Linked DNA regions of Homo sapiens: region 1 is linked to region 2. A link is a loop called in an ENCODE intact Hi-C map of the cell type or tissue named here. Cell type or tissue: ascending aorta. All regions are shown on one strand.

Region 1 (5,000 bases), 270 kb before region 2:
AACTATTAAGAAACATAGTTATTTCAACTTTTTTGAAGCAATGAACACTCAAATTAACCTTTGGTAGATATGACTAGTACACATATATGAGAGTTTCTGCAGGAAATGCCCTTTATAATTATATCACGAAATAAATAGAGTATATGCATCTTTAAGTTACTATAGATGGTCCACAACTCAGAATTTTTGACTTATTATATTTCGACTTTATGCTGGTGTGAAAGTGATCGCATTCAATAGAAACCATACTTTGAGTACTCATGAAGCCATTCTGTTTTTCATGTTCAGCACAATATTTAATAAGTTACATGATATTTTCAACATTTTATCATAAAACAGGCTTTGTGTTAGATGATTTCTCCCAACTGCAGGCTAATGTGTGTGTTCTGAGCACATTTTAGATAGGCTAAGCTAAGCTATGCTATTCTATAGGTCGGGTGTATTAAATGCATTTCCAACTTAAGATATTTTCAGTTTACTATGAGTTTATAGGGACGTAGCTGCATCATAAGTTGAGGAGCATCTGTAGATATTGTCAGTTGTTTTTCAAAGCGGTTGTCCAGATTTGCATTCCTACCATAAGCTTTCTGGTTGTTCTACATCTTTGTAACACTTGGTATTGTAAGAATTAAATTGTAAATAATTACACTGGTGAGAAATGCTACCTCATTGTGGTCTTAGTTTGCATTTCCCTGGTTGTTAGTTACCTTTTTATGTTTACTAGCCAGATTAGCTAGTAATGAAGAATAATGAAGATTATTCTCCTCTGGTAGGGTCACTCCAGTTTAATCAAACTCCATTAGGGCCAACATAGAGATTCAAACATCTAAAGTCCTAGGATATGAAAAATAGAAAGATATGAATAGGAATATATGAAAAATAGAAAATAGAACATTTTTCTAAGTATGAAATTATTCCCTGAGTCATTTAAGTTATTTCTAGTTATCAAAACATGACTCTTGCCAACACTTTTATTGTGTCGTTCTCAATTGTGGCAGTCTTAGCTTCTTTTACTCTGGCTTTTCTGGCTGCAGAAAGAATGACAGTAAACCTTAAGTCACTGAAGCTAAAGACAGGCTACGTTATGAGGAAACAGAACATTACTCTGCCTAAGACTGACTAATAATAGTAAGATTTGATGAACTCCAAAAAGCCTAGGTTAACAATTTCTGTGTTCTAGTGCTATGCTAAGTGATGGAACTAAATACTTTTTAGGATCCTTCTTCCCTTGTGAGGACCCTATCCACAGAGCTTTCACAGACTCTTTCTACTGCCAATGAGGAAATTTACCAAAAAAGGTCCTTGCTATCTTTTCTAAAGAGGCAATGAGTAAAATTGTGTCTTTTACAAAGATATCATCTGTAAACTATTTTCAGTAGGAAAAAAGCCAGAAAAATTTTCCTGAATCTATCCTTGGTGCTAATTGGGTATGACTTTGTGTGCAGGGGATACATTTTCTGCCCTTTCCATAATTTGAATGATCATCTATCTAGCTGCATTACAGTATGCTGCCTGCAGTGTTCTCCTTTGCAATAGTCCAAGTAAATAAAACATAGCTGATCTAAATGCTTCCATTCATAATTGATTTGAGGAATGTATAACCTGTAGTTTTTTTGGGGGGGCGGTTAGAGAAATTGTATGGGTATCTCTGTTTATATTACTTTGGAAATATTTTATTTCATAAATACTAAAAACCTGAGTAGAAGGTCATTTAGTTCAAGTTTGACAACAGAAACTTGTTTCATATCAGCCTTAATTATTACATTCAGTCGATTTTTTTATGACTCAAGGACCCACTTCCTACCACTTCCTTTGATAGAAAAAATATCTAAATGTAAGAGATGAAAGCATAGGAAAGTTTTTCACATTTAGACTGAATTGTCTTGTTATTCAGACAGTCCTCACCCTTTTGTTTTCACTTCTTAGATATTTGTTAAAACTCACTAGTTATATTGACTAGTAGAAACCATAGATGTGATTTAGACATGACATAGAAGAAACCATGACAAACCATAGACATGATGCTTTAAAATAATGGCCCTGCTGGTTTGATCGTTGATACTTCTTTCTGATGGGCCCTATTTAGATGTGTGTGTGCATGCATGTTTTGCACTTGTCCCGAGGTGAGTGAAAATGGAAGTGGTGTTTTAAAGATGAACTTTCTGTATAAAAGCAAGTTGTAAATGTCTGTTCTCTATTTCTAGGAGCAGCTCTTTAAAATATGCTTCTGATCCTTTCTTATTAGATGTCATGTTGTACACCAGCAGCTCATTTGCTGTTCCACAGCTTGGGTCTCCAGATCTTAATGACTCATACCGGCTGTTGTCCCCCTACAGGTTATCCAGGCTGTCTTTTTTGGCATCTGTGTGCTGACTGATCTTTCCAGTCTTCTGACTCGAGGAAGTGGGAACCAGGAGCAAGAGAGGCAGCTCAAGAAGCTCATCTCTCTCCGGGACTGGATGTTAGCTGTGTTGGCCTTTCCTGTTGGGGTTGTGAGTATGATGGAGGATGCATTTAGCCACAAAAGAAACTTGGCTCTTATTTCAGACTTCTAAGAGAAAAAAAAAGAGTTCATTATAAGAGGTTTCTGTATTATTAGTTTGCTGGAGCTGTCAGTACCACAGATGCGGTGGCTTAAACAACAAACATTTATTTTCTCGTAGTTCTGGAGGCTGAAGTCTGAGATGCAGTTGTCCACAGGGTTCGTTTCTTCTGAGGCCTCTCTCCCCTTGGCTTGCAGACAGCGCCTTCTGACTGTGTCTTCACACACTCATCCCTCTGTGCCTGTCTTTGCCTAAACTTCCTATTTTTATAAGGTATAGCAGTCATATTAGATTAGGGCCCCCTAATGACCTCATTCAACCATATATAATCACCTCTTGAGAAACCCAGTCTCCAAATACAGTCACATTGTGAGATTCTGGGGGTTAGGGCTTCCACATATGAATTTTGCAGAGGACACAATTCAGTCTATCAGTTTCTTAAGCAGCCCAAACTTGAAAGGTAGGGTCCTTGGGTCAACCAGGCTTTTGAACTTGGGAGAGGAGATCAGTATTAGCTCATACTTCTTCAGTTACCCAGCTGTGCCATTAGCTACTATCACTGAAGTAAATGCCTCTTAATGTTTGGGTCTGTTTTGACTTCATTGATTTTCATTGTTTTCAGTTAGATTCTCTTCATAACTCAACTTCCTTCACAAGTCTGTTAATTTTCCATTGTCTGCACATAAACCATGTTTTTTTAAAGGCCCTCAGAGACCCTACAGATTTTAACCTCTGTGTAGCCAGGAGAAGAGAACTCATATATATCACAAACTGTAAAGATGAGTAAGAAGTTGTTATTTAATTCAAATTCAGACCTTTCATTTGCCAGCTGATTTCGGGGGAAAACAGAAGTCTCAGTGATGTGGTCTAGCACATGCACCAAGTCCATTGTAGGAAGAATCAGAAAGTTGATCATAAGTCCTTCCAGTGGATTACTCATATTTGTCAGGTTTGTAGCTGGTAGAAGGCCCTACATGCTTGCTTTAAGACCAATTAGTAGACACTCAGATGGTCACTGAATTGCTTTTTCTGTGTGCCAAATTATATTTTCTTGGATGAAATAAATAGCCCTTAACCCTGAGAAAAACACAATGGCCAGAGAGCATTATAATTTGTTGACACTCCTCATTCCCTCATCCTTGTCCTCTGAAAACTTAAATAAATGAGTACTCAGATTGAAGCTAACCAGCAAATCTCTCAGATTCCATTGTTTAGCATAGCAGAGTTTAATGCTTTCCATATTACTTAATATTTCCTTCTTTGGACTTTCCATATAAAATTCAAATACTTTCTATCAGAATAGTCATCTAAGAGAAAATTTCCATTAGCATAAAGCACAAAGATACATACTTTCTGCATAAAAGAATTATCTAGAAAATCTCAGTCTCTCTGTGTGTACATGTATATGCATCTATATCTAATATCTAATATATGCATGTATATTATATATATCATGTATACATTTTTTCTTTTTTAACGTCTACTCCCTTGGAATTTCTATAGCCATGTCATTGCCTGTGGAAGCCTTCGTTGGCTAGAAGGATTACAATAGTAATACAATAAAAAAGTAGGCCAGGCGCAGTGGCTCACGCCTGTAATCCCAGCACTTTGGGAGGCCGAGGCGGGCAGATCATGAGGCCAGGAGATCAAGACCATCCTGGCTAACACAGTGAAACCCCATCTCTACTAAAAATACAAAAAATGAGCCGGGCGTGGTGGTGGGCTCCTTTAGTCCCAGCTACTCAGGAGGCTGATGCAGGAGAATAGCTTGAACCTGGGAGGTGGAGGTTGCAGTGAGCTGAGATCTCACCACTGCATTCCAGCCTGGGCAACAGAGCAAGACTCTGTCTCAAAAAAAAAAAAAAAAAAAGTAAACATGAGTATAGTGTTAACATGTTTTCTCTTAGCTCCCTTCTGTATGTGATATCAAATTATGTCTCTACAGGGAAAATTTTGACTTATGTTGTAAATTTTGCTACTCTCCTCAAAAGCTCATGGCATATGCCCTTTAGACATTTTTGACCTTCCTTTGGGGGAAACTTTTGCACCTGCCTGAAGCTTGAAGTATATGTCAACTCTTGGTGTCTTTCCTAAAGTTATCCCATGTATGTTTCATGGTTTATAAAACAAGTGGTGGCCTTTTTGTTTAGTTATTTGTTTTAGTACATCTGATATTTTCCTCCATCTATCACTGTCTTTGTTGTTTTGCCTATGTTTTAGAAAAAAGAGGAATAAAAGTGCCTTTCATCCCCACCCACCCCATCCCTCTTAAACCAGAAGTCCCAGCATCACACTTTCATGGCGTGTGGGTGCAGCTGTCCTAGTGGCTCTCTGACAGCCCAGCCAGTCCTCATCACTGCGCCAGGGCCTCCCGTGTCACCCAGCACATGGAGGGGATCAGTGCTCTTGAGAATCACAAAAGAAATCAAAGAATAGATAAGGAATCAGAGATGTGTA
Region 2 (5,000 bases):
AATTTTTGTATTTTTAGTAGAGACTGGTTTTCACCATGTTGACCAGGCTGGTCTCGAATGTCTGACCTCAGATGATCCACCCGCCTCAGCCTCCCAAAGCGCTGGGAATACAGGCATGAGCCACCACGCCTGGCCAGCTTGTAAATATTTCTTATCAGACTTAGAGTTGTTCTGCTGGTCTTAGGGCTCTGTGTTGATGTTAATGCTGGTCAGCTGTGCCCGAATTCAAAAAGGGAGAAGTGTATAATGAGGCATGTCCAAATCCCACTTCCCATCATGGCCTGAACTAGTTTTTCAGGTTAACTTTGGAAAGTCCTTGGCTGAGATGAGGCATCCATTCAGATGGTTGAGGGGCTTAGAATTTTATTTTTGATTTTCAGTCAACTCAGCTATATTAAAGCATGCATTACTTTTTTGCTGTCTTTACCCCTCTCCTCCCAATATATTTTTGTGGCTCCTCCTCATAAAAATTTACTTGGAACCCGGAGAATATTATTAAAAAAAAGAAAAAGAAAATAAAAGACTCTCTCCTGAGGAAAAAGTTATTCCACCCACCAAAGTTACAAAACAGGAAATAATGGCTCAGTATGATCCTGGGGACACTCGGGTGCTCTTTTGAAGCTGTTTTCAAATAGGGCGGTTGTTCAAATCCAGAAACCTGGGTCACAAAATCTAAGTATGCAGGAGAAGCTGCCTCCTACAAGAGAAGGAGCCTCCATCCTGGCCTGTTGGAGCGGTCTTACAGGAGAGTCATGAACATAGAAATCAAGTCTTTTCTAATGTCAAAATCATAGACCTTAGGGAAGAAGGAGCTGAAGAGCTCTCCTCACTAGTGGCTGCCCACGAACGAAACCAGCTGCCCAGGGTGGCAATCTGTAAGAGAACAGAATTAATAAGGAAAAAAATGGCACCAATTAATGTGGATTCCATATTCCACTTTTACCTATGAGGCCAAATATAAGCTGGTCTTTTTCTTGCTGGAGTGAACAACCCAATAAAACAGAAAGTAAAAAGAACCAGAAAAAAAAAAAGATGCTCAACAGAATTGGCCTTTCCTTATCAAATAGCTGTTGTTTCTTTCTTCTCCTGTAAGGTAGACACACAAATAGCCATAGCCTAACTCAAACCACTCCACCAAGCCTGCAACAGACTGATAGTTTAGCTAAAATTGTCATCACAGTCCACTGGAATTTTGAAACTAAGTAACGTGGGGTTCGTGTACTGAAAATAAGTGAAATGTGCCATAATCAAAATGTAGAACCCTTTTGTATACCTCCCCAGACAGCAGCATTCTTGGGAAAACTGCAAAAGAATACTGAAGACAGTATAGGAACCAAAGATGATGAGGTGATATTTGACTGGCACGAAAGTCAAGAAAAAATAGTGTTTTTGAACAACACTATGTAACTAGAAATCTAAGTACGTTTTCTCTGCAATAAATGCATGTGACTGACAGAAGCCAGTTATGAGTATGCAGGCATCCAAAAAAAATGTAAAATGAAAGACAATTTCAAATAAGTTACAATGTTATGTTTCTGAAATTAAGCTTCTGGCTAAACATGTTTGAGGAAACAGGGATTTTACTCTACTCCTGTCTCTTAAAACTCATGGAAGAAAACTCTGTCTTTAATGAAACAAAGAAATGGCCATGCCCCGAACAAAACTACTGAACATTTCTACCAAAAATGCTAACGCCTGGTCTCAGGTGGGCAAGGAGGCTGAAGCCCACATTACAGCTCAGGCAACGTGTCAATTTCCCATTGGCTCTGCAAGACAAACTAGCATCCTTTCAGGGCCCCCAGGTAAGGTTGCACAGGTGGTGCCCCGCTAAAGCATGCCTGGCCCAGAGGGTGAATAAAAGAGGCTGGGATAGAGCCCCTTCCATGGTTTCTAAACAAAGCTAAGACAAACCACCCAGAGACACCCATCTGCTCATAAGCACTAGCCAGAGGGGTGCTTTCACCCAAAGAGGAGGCCTTGTAATTCACACTAGGCCCCAAGTGGGCTAATGGCAGCCCTGGGTCTTCACTTAGGGAGAGAAGATCCAGGAGCTGGGCAGGCCATGGATGAAGAAGTGAACTATCCATGTGGCGACCCAGTTCTGCACCCCCAGAATGGCATAGAGTCAGCCTCTGCTGGAGGCCTCTCACCACAGCTGCTCATTCCTTTTCTTGAAGACACATCTCCCATTTATTTTTGGGCCTGAAGAATGAGGGCGTCTCTCAGGAAATTCCCTTAAATAAAAAACAACCTGGTTATATGTGCTTCCTTCTCTCAAATTAAGCAAGCAGGAATAAACTGAGCATAAGTGAAAGCAGGTGAAGGACGTGCATCACAAGGAAAGACACTTCAGCCAGTAAGACTTCAAGCAAAAAAAAAAAAAAAAAAAAGAAGGAAAAGAAAGAAGAAAAAATTAGACAAAAGGAAAAGCAATTATAGAATGACAGAAAACAACTAAAAGTGAACTAACAAATATGCACATTTCAAATTTTGATCAACACTGATAATTGGGTATCTAAAGATGTCCGTCAATATTCTTTTCCGTCAAAATATATGAGAGTTTTCTTACATCCATGCTGACTTGGGGATAGTATCCATCTTTTGAATCTGGAGTAGTCTGTTGGATTTTAAAAAATGGCTTCTCTTATTTTTAATTAGCATTTCTCTGATGATTAGTGAGGTCAAGCAGATTTACATATATTGACTGATCATTTGCGTTTGGCTGCATTCAGAAGCAGCCCCTTGTGCTGGGAATAATCCTTAAAGGGAATGTGAATAACATTTTCAAATGGGGAGAAGCACACTCCGTACTTCTGAGGTCAGACTTAGCTGGCATTTTGGCATGTAGAGTAAGCTCGGTCATGAGGGACAGACTTACTTTTCAGAAAATCTAGAGAGCCAAATTATGTTATGAGGTTTTCTAAATTTGGGGTCAGCCAAAGGCACGGAAAAGAGAAGAAACAAAATCAGAGAAGTCAGAGAAACCTTCCTCAGGTTCAGACAAGGCAGTCTTCTTTCTACCCTGCATGACAGGGATAATCCACCAAAATATCCCTGCCAGCGCCTGAAACTTTGAAAACAATTATATGGGGGTCAGGCTTTGAATTTTCGAAAGTCCATGATTAAGCTACAAATAACCAAAGATTCTTGAGCACTTACTATGCACTAGCCAGTAAATCAAACGTACCATAATTCACCACAGCGTCTGGGTCAGGGAGAGGTGAGAAAATTCCTGACTCACAAATGACTCTGTGAAAAATGAGGATAAGAATGCCCAGTTCATAGAGAGCTATGATAATTACATGAAACACGGTATTTAAAGCACTTTTGCCTTGGACAAAGTTGGTGCTCTGTAACTATGAATTCCCTCTCCCTTTCCTCCAGTTCCCTCTAATAGTTAATGTGTCTTTATCAATCCTCATTAACTAAATGGTGTCCATGACCTGGAACACAGAATGGGAACCTCAGCTGCTCTGGGCAGTGGGGCAGGATGAGATGGTGCATGGGGATGAGCAAAGGGTGAGGTGGTACCTGCACAATCTTCTCACCAGGTGGGATGAACCAGGGGTTATCATACACTACCTGTTTATGAACAGATGCAGTGCTGGATTCTGTATAAGTGCCAGACTAAACATACAAAGCCCTTGAGCATGACATGTACCTTTTATATGCTTTTGAAGAATTTGGAGGGGTGCAAAGGGGCATCCAATCCTGCTTTCTTTGTGGGGCAGTGGGGGTTGGAAGGAGGAAGAAGTGAAATGTGTGTAGGGGATGTTGGGGGGTTAGGAACAATACAGCCCTCTATGGCAGGGAGCAGGATGGGAGTGAGGTGAGAGCCACAGCCGACAGCCAGGCCACAAGTTCTAACTCTCCACTCAAGACTGGGATGTTTTCTTACAGCAAAAACCAAACCTGATACCACCCCAAATTTTTATTTTATCATTAGCATTTTATTTCCTCAAATGTGTTTACTTTGCAGTAACAGTAATGTCAAAATATCCTGGACAAGGGTATCATGCCCAGGACTATTTAAAGAAAGGAACCCTTTGCCGTTTCCACAAACCCCGAAATGGCCTAAAATGTGAGAATTTGCATCAGATCTCACTGCCATGCAAATCAGAGAGTGGCTTGCATGGTGGCCTTATTTATTTTGGTAAATGCGTGGGCAGGGGAGGTAAAGGAGCTGTTTGAAATGCTTTTAAAATTTTTAGTTTCAAATTATTGAACACTCCAAGAAAAAAACTTAGATTTTTCTAGGGATAAAATAAAGCAAACCTTACTTCAGATATGTGTAAAGCATAAATACACTTAACACTCTTGAAAGCTATATTGTTGACTATTTGAAAAGAGGGCTGGGAATATTTTCTTCTTAATGAATAAGTAAATTCACTTCACCTGAGGACTTAGTACAAATGGGCTCCTACATCATCTTTACTGGCCCTTTCCCACCATGGTGTAAGGCTATGGTTCCTTCCTCTCTTCAGGGCACGGCCACCACTTCTCACCTTCTTATCTTGATGTTCTAGCCAACTGTGACTCCAGTTACGGTACTTACCTGGGGTTTGCCTCCTACCTCTATAATTTTCTTCACCCCAATCTGCGCTACTGGTGCTTTGTCCTCAATCTTCTTCTGGGGCCCAGGTCTCTGCATGACCTCCCATTGGCTGAATTATTAATTGTTAATGGGAATGTATCTCTGGGTCCCTGAATTGCTTCCTCAATTTGGTATCACATAAAATTAACTATCAAGGACGAGTTGTTATTAACATGAATATGGAAAGGTAAACATGCAAGAATAGCCAGGAAAGCAATTAAAATAACAACTGTGAAGAGAAATGCTCTGGTAGACACTGAAACATACTAGAAAGCCTCTATTAACACAGTCTGGGCCTGACCACAGGAATAGAAAAATAGGCCAGTGGGATAGAATAAAAAGTCCCCAAGGAGACCCAAGACATGGAAATGTAGGTGTATCCTAAACAGGTATTGCTAGGGCAGAG

Evidence for each region. Peaks named below come from ENCODE experiments on the same cell type or tissue, not always from the same donor. Only the 100,000 strongest peaks of a DNase experiment are listed, where the experiment ranks them.
Region 1: a loop joins it to region 2, with 7 times the contacts of the local background. A loop is called at or near these places in 1 of 110 quality-filtered maps.

Annotation. Positions count from the first base shown.
Region 1 is chr6:143,134,499-143,139,498 of GRCh38, forward strand. It overlaps AIG1 (androgen induced 1), which reads left to right. Exons shown (of 6, transcript NM_016108.4): 2 at 2,337-2,492. LOC124901416 (a long non-coding RNA gene) reads right to left here. Exons shown (of 4, transcript XR_007059794.1): 2 at 708-834. Among named protein-coding and RNA genes, the nearest start is that of AIG1, 76 kb to the left of the region's middle. In ascending aorta, no CTCF peak of the experiment used is centred here; no DNase peak of the experiment used is centred here; H3K4me3 peaks cover 733 bases; H3K27ac peaks cover 2,236 bases.
Region 2 is chr6:143,402,754-143,407,753 of GRCh38, forward strand. No RefSeq gene overlaps it. Among named protein-coding and RNA genes, the nearest start is that of ADAT2, 45 kb to the right of the region's middle. In ascending aorta, no CTCF peak of the experiment used is centred here; DNase peaks (open chromatin) are centred at 2,813 and 3,130; H3K4me3 peaks cover 768 bases; H3K27ac peaks cover 3,462 bases.